Linked DNA regions of Homo sapiens: all the other regions are linked to region 1. Evidence: chromatin contacts called from ENCODE Hi-C or POLR2A ChIA-PET data. All regions are on one chromosome and are shown on one strand. The core of a region is the stretch at or near the end of the contact, and the rest is flanking DNA. Distances in the headings are between cores, read along the strand shown. Region 1 holds the start of SMCHD1 (structural maintenance of chromosomes flexible hinge domain containing 1). Region 2 holds the start of USP14 (ubiquitin specific peptidase 14). Region 3 holds the start of THOC1 (THO complex subunit 1). Region 4 holds the start of LINC00667 (long intergenic non-protein coding RNA 667).

Region 1 (3,461 bases), core at 429-2,928:
GGAATCTACTACGTTCAGGCACAGAATTAACTTGAGGGGATAGGTTTTTGTCTTCATTCATTTATCCATTCTAATCTGGGCATTTACAATGTCGCAGGCACAGTTCTAGACGCTGGGACTACAGCTGTGAACAAAAGAAAGTCCTTACTTCTCCAATCGTTTTCATTCTACGGATCACGATTTCAATTATTTCAGCAACCATACAGTTATATGGTCTAGAACATTTCTAAACCTATCAGCCTCACGACAAAACACGGCTTCAAAGTTCTTTTTTTCCCTTGGACGCTAAGTGTTCTTAACAGCTTAAAAAGGGACCTCATATGGTTAATTCAGAGCATGACAATATTCCTTCTTCAAAGCTCAGGCAATGCCACCACCTCATATCTATAAAGTACATCACAGTTTAAAGCGGATTTCCCTCCACGTTCATTTTCAAAGCGAACCAATACACGGGGTAGGTACGTTTTCTGGTGCTCCACAGCCACCCATACCAACCTTTGACTTGGTTTGGAAATTCCCAAGGGTTAGGGCTCAGACAGGCAGAAGGCCAGCTCTACCTGCAGAGCTGACCTGGACAAGTGTCTCCGTGCGGAAGGATCCCCCCCGCCGCCCCGCCCCAGAAGGACCTGCAACCTCGACAGGGCAACCCGGGGACACCCCGCATCATCTAATGAACTTGGGGGAGATGACTCCGGGCATTTCACAACTTCCCACCGTCGCAACACTCACAACAGAGCCCCTGGGCGTTAACTCCCTTCTCTCGTTTTAAAAAAGTTACAAAGTAAAAACAGACACCACCAACGGCTTTCCCTAGACTGCAGGGCCGCAACCGGGCTAAGCTCGCCCAGGGCCAACAAACGCTGAGCTCTCCACCCGGGCCGGCAAGGCCTCCCGTAAAAGGAGCGGAGGCAGAGGGAGGGCCACGGGGGAGCCGGCCCTGCACTTCGAGGCCCGGGCCAGGGCCCGCCCGAGGCGTCCGGCCACCAGGTCACGGACATGGCGGGCACACGGGAGAGGGAAGCCAAGGCCGCAGGACCGGGACCGGGTGACAGGTTTATTGCCCTCAGTGAGCAAGTTGAGTTTCTCATCACCCTCCCGCCCCCAAGTCTACACGCGCATCCCTTCCTCGCCCCTTCGCGTACCTGACACACACACGCGCGAAATCCCGCGTAGTCCGAGCGCTCCCCGACCTGCAGAGGCCGGTCCCCGAGCTCGGACTCCTTTTCGCGCCGATCAAACAAGTACACCGTCCTGTGGCCGACGCCTCCGCCATCCTCCTCAGTCCCCACAGAGGCCCCACCAGGCCCGCCGCCGTCCGCCGCTGCCATATTGGGGAAAAGGAGAAAAGACAGCGACGCCTGCCGCCGCCGGGCTCAGGGCTGAGGTGCGCGCTCCGCGCGGCGCCTTCAGCTCCAGCTCCCGGGGCGGCTCGAGGCCTCGGCCCGGCGCGCTGCAGCTCCTCGTCAGCGGCGGCGGCCGAGCAGCGGCAGGCGCGAGGATCACCCGGGAACCGATTCAAACGCGCTCCTGCCCGTGCACCACGTCACTTCCGCGGCCCGCCACTCCTGAGGAGAAGGGGACGCGCGGCGCGCTCCTCACCGGGCCCGGGCCCAGCGCCTATCGCCGCCCACGCGAGCCTCACGGTGCGACCCGCGACCAGCGCCGCCGCCGGGACTGTGGCGCAGGAGGAAGAGCGGTGGCGGGTGGCGGGCGGCGGGCGACAGCGAGGGGCGGGGCGAATCCAGCAGGCCGCGCGGGCAGGGGCGGGGCTTCGCCGCGCGCGCGCCCGGGGCCCGCCCCCTCGGCCCTCGCGAAGTTGGAAGGAGGCTGAGTCTTTCGCGGCTGCCTGCGCCCTGCGGGTAGTCCTCAGAGGCCGAGGCGGGAGAGCAGGGCTCGGGGGCAGCGGGGGAATCTCCCGAAGAGCTGTGTTCTCTCTGTGGAAAGGGCCCCGCTGCCTTCCCGCCTCTCCAGGATCCCGACTGAGCTTGTAGGTGCCGCGCCGGCTGACTGAGCCCTCTCTGGCTGGGTCGCGTGGACGCGGCGGCGGGAAGCTTCAGGCCGGCGGTACTCGCCGGGCGCAGAGTCCACCAAAGCGAGCACGTGGGTCCCTCTGCCGAGAAAATAGGCGCTACGAGAGCCGGCGCCCCTTTTTCCTCCTCATTTCTTAGTAGTACTGGGTGGGCTCCAGCGTGGGCCCCCGAGGCAAAGCGGGTCCGTGAGAACGTCAGAAGGGCGCTCTGTGACGTCACAGCGTCCCCGCCCCCCGCACCCTCTGGGGGCCCTGGAGCGCCGACGGCATTCGGGGTACGGGGGTGACTCCAGCGCCCTAGTTTTAACGCTGCCTGCGCTTCGCGGTCTCCCACGTGCGTGTAAATTCTGAAAGAACCCACGCCACAGTTACTAGGGTTAAATTAGATGTTCGCAAAATTCTTAAGGCCTAATACGTTTTCAATCAAAGCCTTTAATCGTCGTTACCGGGCAGCGTTTCATTAACTATCCTCATCGTGGGCAGGTAGTGCCCTAACTCAACAAATAAAATGCCATTGTTAGAGGACTAGGTTTACTCTCCAGTTCTTAGAAATCGTGAATACTGTATACTTGAGAGTGGTATGTAAATTCAGAAACCCAAAGGTAGCAGATAGAGGGGTTTTTCAAATCTCAGAATATAAGCCTGGATAATAGTGCGTTTTCTGTTTTACTAGGTTTGCTAAAACCTTATATGGACAGACTTACAAAGTTAGTGTTATGTTAGAAACCTAGATTTGCTTGTGGATGTCAAGACGTTTCAAGATCGTGGGGAATGTGTGTATAAATTGACTACACATATACTAGAGGTAGACACCAACTAGAACGAAATTGTGAAGGCGTGTTTGGGGAACATACATTGTTTGGCTGGAAGTGAGGAGAACTGAGCGGTAGATGGTGGAAGATAAAATTGGAAAGACATAAACTGTGGCCAAATGCCGTTCATGTTCCTTAAGGTGGAGGTGGAGGAAAAGAAAACAAAAAAGTAACCCCCGATTCTAATGGAATTTCTTTGAAGTCTGATGTTTTATTTACCTTTCAAATTCATGCGAATGTCTCATTCTATTCCTTTATATAGTGGTATTTGAGTTAAATGACTCAAAGAAAAACACAAATTGTTTTTCTAATTCTTAGTTAATGGGTAAGATGAATTGCCTCTCTACTTCAGCAAATTGAGATTAGAGCTGGAGATTCGTCATCAGGGCAATTTCTCATTTCTTTGTAATACCAGATTATACAAGCACACCTCTTTCATGTCTTTAGAAGAGATTTCAGGATCATCTCTAAGAGATTTTTTTTTTAATGGTGCCAGAGAAGTGTACTGCAGTATTATGGGCAGCTCTTGATGGGAACATTGATGTCTTACCTTGTTGAGAGATCGAGTCTGAATCAGTTTCTTAATGGCAGTATGGCATCACTTTTGTTCTCAGAATATC
Region 2 (3,449 bases), core at 556-3,055, 2.5 Mb after region 1:
CACTTATCCTTAACCATTTAATAATCTAGATATGTAATTTTCTTTTTTTCTTTTCTTGAGACCCAGTTTCGCTTTTTTCACCCAGACTGAAGTGCAATGGCGCGATCTTGGCTCACTACAACCTCCGCTTCACAGGTTCAAGCGATTCTCCTGCCTCAGCCTCCCCAGTAGCTGGGATTACCGGCACCTGCCACCACTCTCGACTGATTTTTTGTATTTTTAGTAGAGACAGGGTTTCAACATGTTGGCCAGGCGGTCTCGAACTCCTGACCTCAAGTGATCCGCCCGCCTCGAGCCTCCCAAAGAGCTGGGATTACAGGCGTGAGCCACCGCGCTCAGACTAGATACTTAATTTTCTACTAAATCTTATGAAATAGTACTTAAAATGTTCTCTTCATTTTAATATAGAGCTTTTTGCTGACCCTCAAAATACAGATTCTCAATATGGAGAGGTCAAAGGAAGGGACCTTAGAAATCTACTTGAGTTCCTTCATTTGGGGGATGAGGAAAAGATCTGATTAAATATTTAAGATAAAGCTCAAATTTTAAAAAAGAAACTCTGGTCAGCGCTGGCATTTTGAGGAAACAGAGGGGTTTTGTTTTATGTGTGTGAATCTACTGGTGTGTTTAAGTATTAGAATATTTCAAGAGCCATTCTACTGTTGTTATGGCTTTAGAAAGGGGTTGGGCAATCATTAAGAATTCGATTCAAGATTCTAGACCATCAAGAATCCACCTTGAGATCAAACAATACTCTTGATTCGTATCATGCTTTGTAAATGCTGAATCTTCAATAAAGGAACTGTAACAGAATAAACAGGGATGGTCAACGAATCACACACCTACAGCCAATTGGAGACACCACACATATTTTAGGTGCCATTTTGAATAAGGCTAGGGAGCAGCAAGGTCCATTCCCTAAGTAAAAGTGATCCCTGGCCAGTACCCTGGACTGTCAGCAAGCAAACAATACAAGCCCCTGTCAAACGCCAATCAAGAAATGACACCCCGGGGATATGTGTATTCATCTACTTCTGAAAGCTCACACCACGTTTCGGATACAGAAATCCAATGCAACGTTTGATGAAACGAAAACGAAGCAAAAAGGTTTACAATCTGCCTCGGGACAAAACTAAAACTGGTACCAAAGGGGCGGTCGAACAAAGGCAAGGGGCAAGAGAAGGGCGAAGGACGACGAAGGGCGGCGAACGCCGCTTGGCAACCCCAAGAAGGGTCGCTCCATCCCTCCCCTTCTTCCCCGCTCCCTTCCACGGCGACCACTGAGAAGCCCAAAGGAATCTCCCTGCACCTCCAGCCTGGCCCAGCGCCCCAGGACACACCCTCACTTTCACCGCACACCAGGGCAGCGTCAGAAACTATTCTGCAGAGTCACGACTTTGAGAGGCTTCCCCATCTCCACTCCCCCCACCCATCGGTGGCTCAGGGGGACGGCGCTCCCCTGCCACGCAGGGCTCCGACCCAGCCGGGAGAGGGGACGGTGCCTGGGTCATCTCCGCGCCGCCGGCCCCGCGCACCCCACCCCGGCCCCTCCCAGTCCATGCCGGGTGCCCGCCCGTGCAGGCCAGGCCTACGCGGAGGCCTAGCGCCGGTCCGGTGTGCTGCGCGCGAGGCCAGGACAGGGCTCACCGGAGTAGAGCGGCATGGCGGGGCGCGGCGGGAGGCGGCGGCGCAGGAGAGCTGGGCCTGACGAGGGCGGCAAAGGGACGGGGACCAGGAGCAGCTGCGGCGGCGGCCGAGGCGGAGGCGCGGTGGTGGCGGCGGCTTCGGTGCGACGAGTCTCATTCAAACCGGCCACTGGCGATGACGCAGCAACACGCAAAACACCCGTGCAGCTCCGGAGCGACTGCAGCGAGGAGACTGGGCGGCAGGACCGGGGCGGGGCCTAGAGGTGGCGAGAGGAGGGAGGAGGGGGAAGGCGGTGGAGGGGTGGCGGGAAGGAAGGAGGGAGCAAGTGAGGGACGGGCGCGGGGCCCCATCCACCGCAGCAGGTGCGCGCCTGCGCACTGCCGCCCATCGCCCTGCGCGCACTGGCCACGTGGTCCTGGCGCGGCCCAGCCCTGCGGCAGATGAAGTGGGAACTTGGTATCCCACCTGCTGTCTGAGGCTGAGGCGGGAGAATCGCTTGAGCCCAGGAGGTCGAGGCTGCAGTGAGCTGTGATCGTGCCACCGCACTCCAGCCTGGGCGACAGAGCGAGACCCTGCCTCAAAATAAAATAAATAAAATTAGTGGTTGTAAAGTCAGAGGTGTTTTGAAACCCAGCTGTTACTAGCTAGCTGTATGATGTCTGCAAACCTCAGTTTTCTTTTCACCCACACCTCATTTTATTGCGTTCTATATATATATATTTATATATTTTTATATATTTATATATTTTTATATATTTATATATATTTATATATTTATATATATTTATATATATATATATATAAATTGAAGGTTTGTGGCAACCCTGGGTTAGTAAGTCCATCAGTTCTGTTTTTCTAACAGCATGTGCTCACTTCGTGTCTCTGTGTCACATTTTGGTAATTCTCACAATATTTTGAACTTTTTAAATACTATTATATCTGTTCCAGTGATCTATGATTACTATTTTAGTTGTTTTGGGGTGCCACTAACCACCCCCGTGTAAAACAGCTAACTCCAATGTTTTGTGTATTCTGACTGCTCTGGCAACAAGTCTTTTCCCACAAGGGTTCAAGGCTTGAGTTCAGGACACAACTGCAGGTGTGGTGGCAATAGCAAGAGAACTAGAATTAGAAGTGGAGCCCACAGATGTGACTGAATTGCTGCAATCTCAAGACAAAGCTTTAATGGGCAAGGAGTCGCTTCTTATGGATAAGCAAAGAAAGTGGTTTCTTGAGATGGAAACTACTCCTGGTGAAGACGCTGTGAACACTGTTGAATGACAACAAAGGATTTAGAATATCATAAACTATGGAACTGTTGATAAAACAGCAGCAGAATTTGACAGGATTGACTCTAATTTTGAAAGAAATTCAAATTTGAAAGTTCTTCTGTGGGTAAAATGCTGAACAGCACTGCATGTCACAGGGAAAACTTTCATGAAAGGAAGAGTCAATCGACGTGGCAGATTTCATTATTGTCTTATTTTAAGAAATTGCCACAGCTACCCCAAACTTTAGCATCCACCGCTCTGATCAGTCAGCAGCCATCAACATTAAGGCAAGCCCTCTGCCAGCAAAAAGATGATGATTCACTGATAGCTCAGATGATCCTTAGCATTTTTTAGCAGTAAAGTTTTGTTTGTTTGTTTTGAGACAGGGTCTCACTCTGTCACCCAGGCTGGAGTGCAGTGACGCAATTACGGCTCACTGCAGCCTCAACCTCCCAGCTCAAGCTATCCTCTCACCTCAGCCTCCTGAGTAACTGGGACCACACACGGCTAATTTTTTTTGTATGTTTTGTA
Region 3 (3,631 bases), core at 60-2,559, 2.4 Mb after region 1:
GCACGATCTCCGCTCACTGCAACCTCCGCCTGCCGGGTTCAAACCATTCTCCTGCCTCGGCCTCCTGAGTAGCTGGGATTACAGGTGCGTGCCACCACGCCCGGCTAATTTTTGTATTTTTAGTAGAGACAGCGTTTCACCATGTTTGCCATACCTCAGGTGATCCACTCCTGACCTCAGGTGACCCACCTGCTTCGGCGTCCCAAAGTGCTGGGATTACAGGCGTAAGCCACCGCGCCTGGCCTCTATTTTAACTTTATGGCCAGTCAGCTATCTCCTCTAAATCACAAAAGGGAGAGGGTATAACCAGGTCCGTCTGACCTCCCATCCCGTTATGACTGGGAACTCAGTTGTTAAGATTTTGCTGGTGTCCCCTTGGCCTCACGGGGGTCTGTTCAGTTGTTGGGGGGCTTAGGATTTTAAATTTACAGACTTCGAAGAAGGGAACAAGATACACGTGTGAGGGAATAAGAGGAAGTTACCCGAGTCTGAGTCAGTGCTTCCTTCTCCACCGTGTAACTCCAACTTAGAGTTACTGCCACTCGGCTTCTATCGGCCACGTCTCTCCTGGGAAGGCAGGCAAGGGACGAAATGGAGGGAGACAAGGTTTTCGCTAGGGAAGCCTCGGCCCAGGACGCAGCGCCACCCGTTTTCCAATCAGCGCCGGGCACTGCATTCCTCCTAGGTCTCTTTCTTTCAGTAGAGACCTTTTAATAATAAATACTACTTACATTGCTTTACAGTTCACACTTGCGGTCATTATTTCAGTGGAGCTTTTCAACAGCTCTGTGAGACAGGTATTATTTCTATTTCGGAGCAGAGAGAACAGCGCCCTTGAGCCACAGGGCTCATACATCCGGAGCCTATCACCACTCCGCATCTTAAGCTCCCGGGATGACCGCGGACTGGCGGCCCAGGACCACTGCTCCAGCTGTTTCCCCAGGTAATCCACCTGCCTTGGGTTACCTTTTAGCGCGGCCCAGTTAGCCGCAACCAGCCACCATTTACCCGCTTTCCCCAAACCAGGAAAACCACAGAAACGCATGTGCGCGGCCAGTCTCTTCCACGCCCGGGAACGCAGAGCTTACAGACCAAGGCCGCCCAAGTCCCCTCACCCCAAAGGCTACCCAAGAACCCCGAGTAGGCTGTTTGGCTGACTCAGGCGCCCAACGCCCACCCGAACTGAGTCGCTAGGGAAACTCCCAACTGCCAGCTCGCCCGACCGGTGTTCACAGGCCACTCTAGCCGGGCTCAGAGAGACCGCAGTCTCGTTGCTCCTGGCTTGACGTCATCGGCAGGCGCCGCAGCGCAGTGGCGGGCACGCGCAGCCGAGAAGATGTCTCCGACGCCGCCGCTCTTCAGTTTGCCCGAAGCGCGGACGCGGTTTACGGTGAGCTGTAGAGGGGAGGGTGCAGGCCTGACCCGGCGCTATGCTTTGTCCTCTTCTCCCTGAAATTACTCGAATTTTGCCCTGGGGTAAAGTGAGACAGAGGTGTGTCCGCCTCAGCGTCCGCTCCGGGCCCCGTCGGAGGTTGAGGGGTAGGGAAAGACGCACTACCCGCCTCTTCTTTGTGGGCTGGGCCGTCCGCCTCCGCCCACCCTCCAGCGGGTCCCCGGACTGCGTGCTGGGCGCCTCGGCTCCCCGCTTGGAGTGCCCACCTGCAGACTACTGCTGGTTGGGTCCATCCTCTCAGCTCGTTTAGTGGGGCAGGTGTCTCGAGAAGGGGAAGGGGAGCTGCTGAAGGGGGAGGGTGGGAGTGGTTTCAGTCCAAAGACCTGGCTCCCGCCCTAGCCTTCTGAGCTACCAAGTGCTTGTTCCCGCCGTCTCTTCACCACCCCTTAACCCACCGTGTCTAACTCCTAAGCGATCGATGAGATCCTAAGCGGGAAAAGGCAGATAGATCACCTTGGGAAGGGTAACCAGATGCTATTTTATTCTTGCTCAATGTGGAAGGGTGGTTTTGAGCATTTGGGAAACACTTGACAGATCACTTTCTCATTTAACTATTAGAGTAACACTGTGAAGTAGGCTAAGTTGGTTATTCCTGGTACATGAGGTAGAAGCTGACACCCCCCAAAAAGTTGTGACTTCAGTGGTTTTTCTGACTTTAGACACTCTGTTCTTTTTATGTTGCTCGTCACAGCAACGTAAGTATGAAGAACACTTTTAAGTTGCCTGACTCTATTCGTCTCTAGCATTTGCACCAACATTTCTCAGATATTCGGCTGTGTTTTGGTAGTTATAGGGATGCCAGGATGAAAATTGTGTGAAAGAAAAATTCATCCTTTGTAGTAAGTAGTTTTCTTGTTTGCAGGGTTATATATATATATATATACATATATATACGTATACGTATAATATATATATACACACACACACAGTGTGAGGTTTTTTTTAAATGGATTATATTTTGTGTATGTCATCATAATCATTTTCTTTGTGTGCGTTTTGCTGCAATCTCTGGTGCTTTGAAAGCCTGCTAAGAGTAACTGTTAGGACTATCCAAGATCATATTGGCGGCCGGGCGCAGTGGCTCACGCCTGTAAATGCAGTACTTCGGGAGGCCGAGGCGGGCGGATCACCTGAGGTCAAGAGTTCAAGGCCAGCCTGGCCAACATGGCAAAGCCCCGTCTCTACTAAAAATACGAAAATTAGCCAGGCGTGGTGGTGGGCGCTGTAATCCCATCTACTTGGGAGGCTGAGGCAGGAGAATCGCTTGAACCCGGACAGCGGAGGTTGCAGTGAGCCAAGATCATGCCAGTGCACAACACCTGGGCAACAGAGGGAGACTCCATCTCAAAAAAAAAAAAAAAAATCATACTAGCCCTGAAAAGGACCATGAAATTGGAGATCATCTAGTTCAGTGTTTCTCAAGCTTCTTGTGAAATGCAGATTCTTGTTCAGTAAGTGTGGAAGGGAGCCTGAGATTTTGCATTTCTACCAGCTTCCTAGGTGATGCCACTGTAGCTGCTGCTGGTAGTAAAAATCTACAAAAACCCTCTTATTTAACTGGTGACGAAAATGAAGCACAAAGAGATAAAGGAACAGGCCCCAAATTACTCAGCCTGTTAGTGGCAGAGCAAGGAATGGACACATTTAGGATAGATCTAATTCCTGTGAGGTAATAAGATGACTTTCTAAGTGTATGTGAGTGTTCATAGAATGAATGCCTTTTGCAATATTTTTGTCTTTAAGTTATGATTACTTTAAAACAATCTACAGATTGTCAGCATGGTTTTATTGAGTGCTACGTGTCAGGGACTGAACAAGATACCTCCAGGAGGCGAGACCTGACATGGGTGTGGGAGAATGGATAGAATTTGGATGAGCAGGTAGGAAGAGCAACATGAATGTGTGAATACAGTAGAATGAGTTTGATATAAAGTGATGAAAAATGGCTAGACTTTAGTGCAAAGTATGTGTTAGGGAGTATTGGGAATTAAGTTTGGGTAAATTGGGATAACATTATCAAGGACCTTGAGGGATCTATGAAGCTTCAAAACTAAAACGGGCAAATAAGGAGCCATATGGAGATTTTTTTTTTTTGTAAGCACAATACTCATGAATGTGATATTTAAAGAGACAGAAATATCACCTAGAATGAAAAAGTCCAGCAAGGAAGCTCTTGCC
Region 4 (3,112 bases), core at 301-2,800, 2.6 Mb before region 1:
TTTTTCTCCTTAGAGGGTTTCAAGAAACCCCTTGATTGAGAGGAGGGCACATATCCTCCTCTTACCTTCTTTGTTCCCAAAAGAGACTCAAAGAATTGTGAACCAAACTTTCATAATATAAAGTCTCTAATTACCTGAGAAAACTGCAGCCCAAAAATCTAAAGTGGCTTACCCAAAGTGAGGAAGTTAATACTATTCCTTTTAGTCCAAGAGAATAATGCCAACTGGATACAGCTCAAAGACTGCACCATTCCCATTATTTTTTGCCATTAGTTACGTTTAATTTTAAATATACCATCTTTGGCAGCAAAAATCAAGCTGGGCTTTCCTTCTCCTTTATAAATTGCATATATTTTTAACATATATTAACACTTTAAAACCGTGGGGTGGAAAGTTTAAAATGCCATAAAATAAGAATCATATATGCATTCTTTACACTGTAAAGCATTTTACCAGACATTAGAATCTGCATTCAGAATTCTTTCTCAGAACGTAAGTGTTCTTGAAGACATATATTTTGTCTTACTAATCTGTTTCTTCCAAGCACTACTGTACTAGGCATACGGTAAAGATATACATTCAAGTTTTAAAAGTAAATACTTTTTCCTGGTAGTGGCCAGGGCCTGCGTTCCTCAGACCAAAAGGCGCAAACTGGCATTGCTGTGATTTCAGAAGAGAAGTGAAATGTATAAAACGAAGTAATTCTGGGGAAGGAAAATGTCACAATTTTTCTTCAGTGTTGTCAGGCACACTAACCCGGGAAGCCGTCTCTGGGCCTGAACTATCCAAATTAGTGTCCGAGGAAGTGTGACAAATGCAGGCCCTTCCAAGTTTGACCCTGATTCTCAAAGGTGGCCAAAAGCCGTCTCTAGAAACGGCGGTGGCAGCGGCGTGATTCTGGGAGGTCCATTCAACTTTTAACAGGTCCTGGGCAGTGACCGGGTTGCTGGGCAGTGCAAAGGCATAGAGATTGGCGAGAACAGGCGGCGATCAAGCTTCCCAGCGAGGGTCAAAGTCCAGCAGCTTGGAACTAGTGAGCCGGGCTTGTAGGAGTGAAGCGGCTCGCGCGGGCCCGGCCGGCAGCCGCTCCCCAGACACCGGGGATCCGGCCCGACTGTTTCCTACCCACGACGGCGAAGACCCGCTACAGCGCGTCCACGAAGCCCCAGTACTGAGCCAGGACGGGGCTCTCCCTCTCGATGTAGGCGACTACGAACTGCTCCGCCAGCCGGTGAGGCAGCTAATTAAGAAAGCCACCTTCAGGATGTCTTTCGAGAATCTAGCCTCGAAGAAAGTCATGTAAGAGAACGCCTGCATCAAAAAGTCGGGAGGCCGGGCGGAGTCGCCGTTAAACGTCCAGGGAAAGCCACCAGGTGGGCCGGCGAACGCTCCCGGGCCAGCAGGTAGGCTTTCTCGCACAGCAGCCCCCGCACCCGGTCCGTAAGCTCGTTGTTCTCCCTGCGCCGGGCATGGTTCTAGGTCAGGAGGTCCTACATCATGACAGCCAACGCGTCCATCCTGCGCCTCCCCGCAGGCCTTGCTCCCCGCTCGGTCCCTCCCGGCCGCGGCGCTGCCGGAAGTGCGTGTCGGCGCGGGGGCGGATCCCGGTGGCGGCGAGGGGCGGACTCCGCGGACAAGGCCAGGCCTAGCCTTGAGCTCCGTCGGGCAGGGCCGCCGGGATTGGTGTCCGGCAGAGCGTGAGCCCAGCGGGCTGGAGTCGGCGAGCGGGAGTGAAAGAAGAAAAGCTAGAGAGCGAAGGCAAAGCCCGAGGAGAGAGGGCCGCGGTCGGCGGAGGAATCTGACTGCACGGTTGCGTGCGCTCACTCCCGGAGGGCTCCCTCAGGCGGGCGGCTCCGCTAGTGGCTAAAGGCAAAGCATTCCGGGGCGCGGCGCATGAAGTTGAGCTTCGTCCCTGCTAGCCGCCGCTTTCTCCCCAAAAATACATCCTAGCCTTAATGTTTATGCCTCCATTGCCCCAGTTCTTATCTGTTTTGCTCAATGTCTCATAGCTACAAGAAGGCAATTTCTGACGAAGCCCTCCGTCCCTTCCAAATGGATTATTTTGGCGGGCTTCCACCCGGACAGTATGCCACCCGAATGACTGGACAAGTGCACGGGAGCGGCTGTCATTTGCGGAGTGCGCCTTGCGATCTAGGCGCCTCACAGCGCAAATTATCCAGTAATTTCTCTGAAATCGATGCTGGTTTGTTTTCCCAAGGCAAATCAGCAGCTTATACAGACATTGGGGCCACAAAGCCGGTGGAACAACGGGAGACGGCTTCCTGAGTGTCAGGTCCTCCAAGATGAGCTTAAACTTCGGGTGGTGGGCAGGCTCGGTAGGCGGGAAAGGCCCGTGTCCAGATGAATGCAGTCCATGTTTATATTGATGAAAGACACGTATACCATTTGGTCCAGCTCAACCATTCTTAACAAGTGCTGGCTGTGAGCACTGGTGTGTGTGTGCCTGCGTGCAACCAGCAATGTAAGTGATGACCAGCTGCATGATGCCTTAATTTGAGTGGACAAAGTCGGTCAAGAACCACTTTCAGGCTTCTGGGTCTCCAAGTCTTTGTCTCCCTGTATCCAAACGAGGCATTCCAAGTTTGACAGCATGGAACATTGCATGTCCGAAATACCAACCGTGAAACTGGGTAAAAAGCTTCAGGAGGTGATATTGATGTGTATAGTTTAGGAAATAAAACCCAATACTTACTTCAAAGAACGTAATTTGTGGCTTTTTAGAGAGAAGGATACTTTGACAGTTTTCATTTGTCGTCTACATGTATATGGTACGTTTCATTCTGCCTTTTAATTAATTTGGTATTTTACTATGAAAACTACTTTGTATTAATAAAATAATGTATTTCCAATGTTATAAGTTGTGTTATAACAGTTTCAAAAGCCAAATAAACAAGATGCATTTTGATATCAATTGTTTAAAACGCGTATTTTGAGGAAGAACAAATTCATACTCAAAAAAGTTATCTTTGGGTGGAGTATTGTGGAAAATTTTTACTTTATACATTTCTAGGTTTCTGAAGTGACTGTATTCATTTTATAATTATAGAAACAAGACGTTAAATCCAGAAAACAAAACTTAAGCTTAACCAAC

What was found. Hi-C counts contacts between places; a loop is a spot of excess contacts on that map. ChIA-PET counts read pairs that join two places held with the same protein, here RNA polymerase II (POLR2A). Pooled maps may share reads with other maps.
Region 2: a map of ascending aorta shows a loop between it and region 1 (8-fold over the local background). The contact joins the promoter of USP14 here to the promoter of SMCHD1 in region 1. A Hi-C loop is called at or near these places in 1 of 168 maps with a recorded cell type or tissue (ascending aorta) and 8 of 50 pooled maps. POLR2A ChIA-PET finds 5 or more read pairs at or near these places in 1 of 52 experiments (OCI-LY7).
Region 3: a loop to region 1 is called in a pooled map, with 21 times the contacts of the local background. The contact joins the promoter of THOC1 here to the promoter of SMCHD1 in region 1. A Hi-C loop is called at or near these places in 14 of 50 pooled maps.
Region 4: a map of ascending aorta shows a loop between it and region 1 (8-fold over the local background). The contact joins the promoter of LINC00667 here to the promoter of SMCHD1 in region 1. A Hi-C loop is called at or near these places in 2 of 168 maps with a recorded cell type or tissue (ascending aorta and naive thymus-derived CD4-positive, alpha-beta T cell) and 18 of 50 pooled maps.

The regions. Positions count from the first base shown.
Region 1 is chr18:2,653,943-2,657,403 of GRCh38, reverse strand. SMCHD1 (structural maintenance of chromosomes flexible hinge domain containing 1) reads right to left here and starts at 1,678. Exons shown (of 48, transcript NM_015295.3): 1 at 1,143-1,678. The coding sequence starts at 1,328. It also overlaps the pseudogene CBX3P2. RefSeq lists silencers at 976-1,155, 1,386-1,835 and an enhancer at 2,870-3,461.
Region 2 is chr18:156,913-160,361 of GRCh38, reverse strand. It overlaps USP14 (ubiquitin specific peptidase 14), which reads right to left and starts at 1,805. Exons shown (of 16, transcript NM_005151.4): 1 at 1,648-1,805. The coding sequence starts at 1,663. It overlaps LOC105371951 (a long non-coding RNA gene), which reads right to left. Exons shown (of 4, transcript XR_935081.2): 4 at 2,193-2,219. RefSeq lists silencers at 1,414-1,593, 1,864-2,133.
Region 3 is chr18:265,725-269,355 of GRCh38, reverse strand. It overlaps THOC1 (THO complex subunit 1), which reads left to right and starts at 1,309. Exons shown (of 21, transcript NM_005131.3): 1 at 1,309-1,390. The coding sequence starts at 1,337. RefSeq lists a silencer at 401-580 and an enhancer at 971-1,440.
Region 4 is chr18:5,236,538-5,239,649 of GRCh38, reverse strand. It overlaps LINC00667 (long intergenic non-protein coding RNA 667), which reads right to left and starts at 1,550. Exons shown (of 3, transcript NR_015389.1): 1 at 601-1,550. LINC00526 (long intergenic non-protein coding RNA 526) reads left to right here and starts at 1,621. Exons shown (of 1, transcript NR_026849.1): 1 at 1,621-2,926. RefSeq lists an enhancer at 1,035-1,214 and a silencer at 1,435-1,604.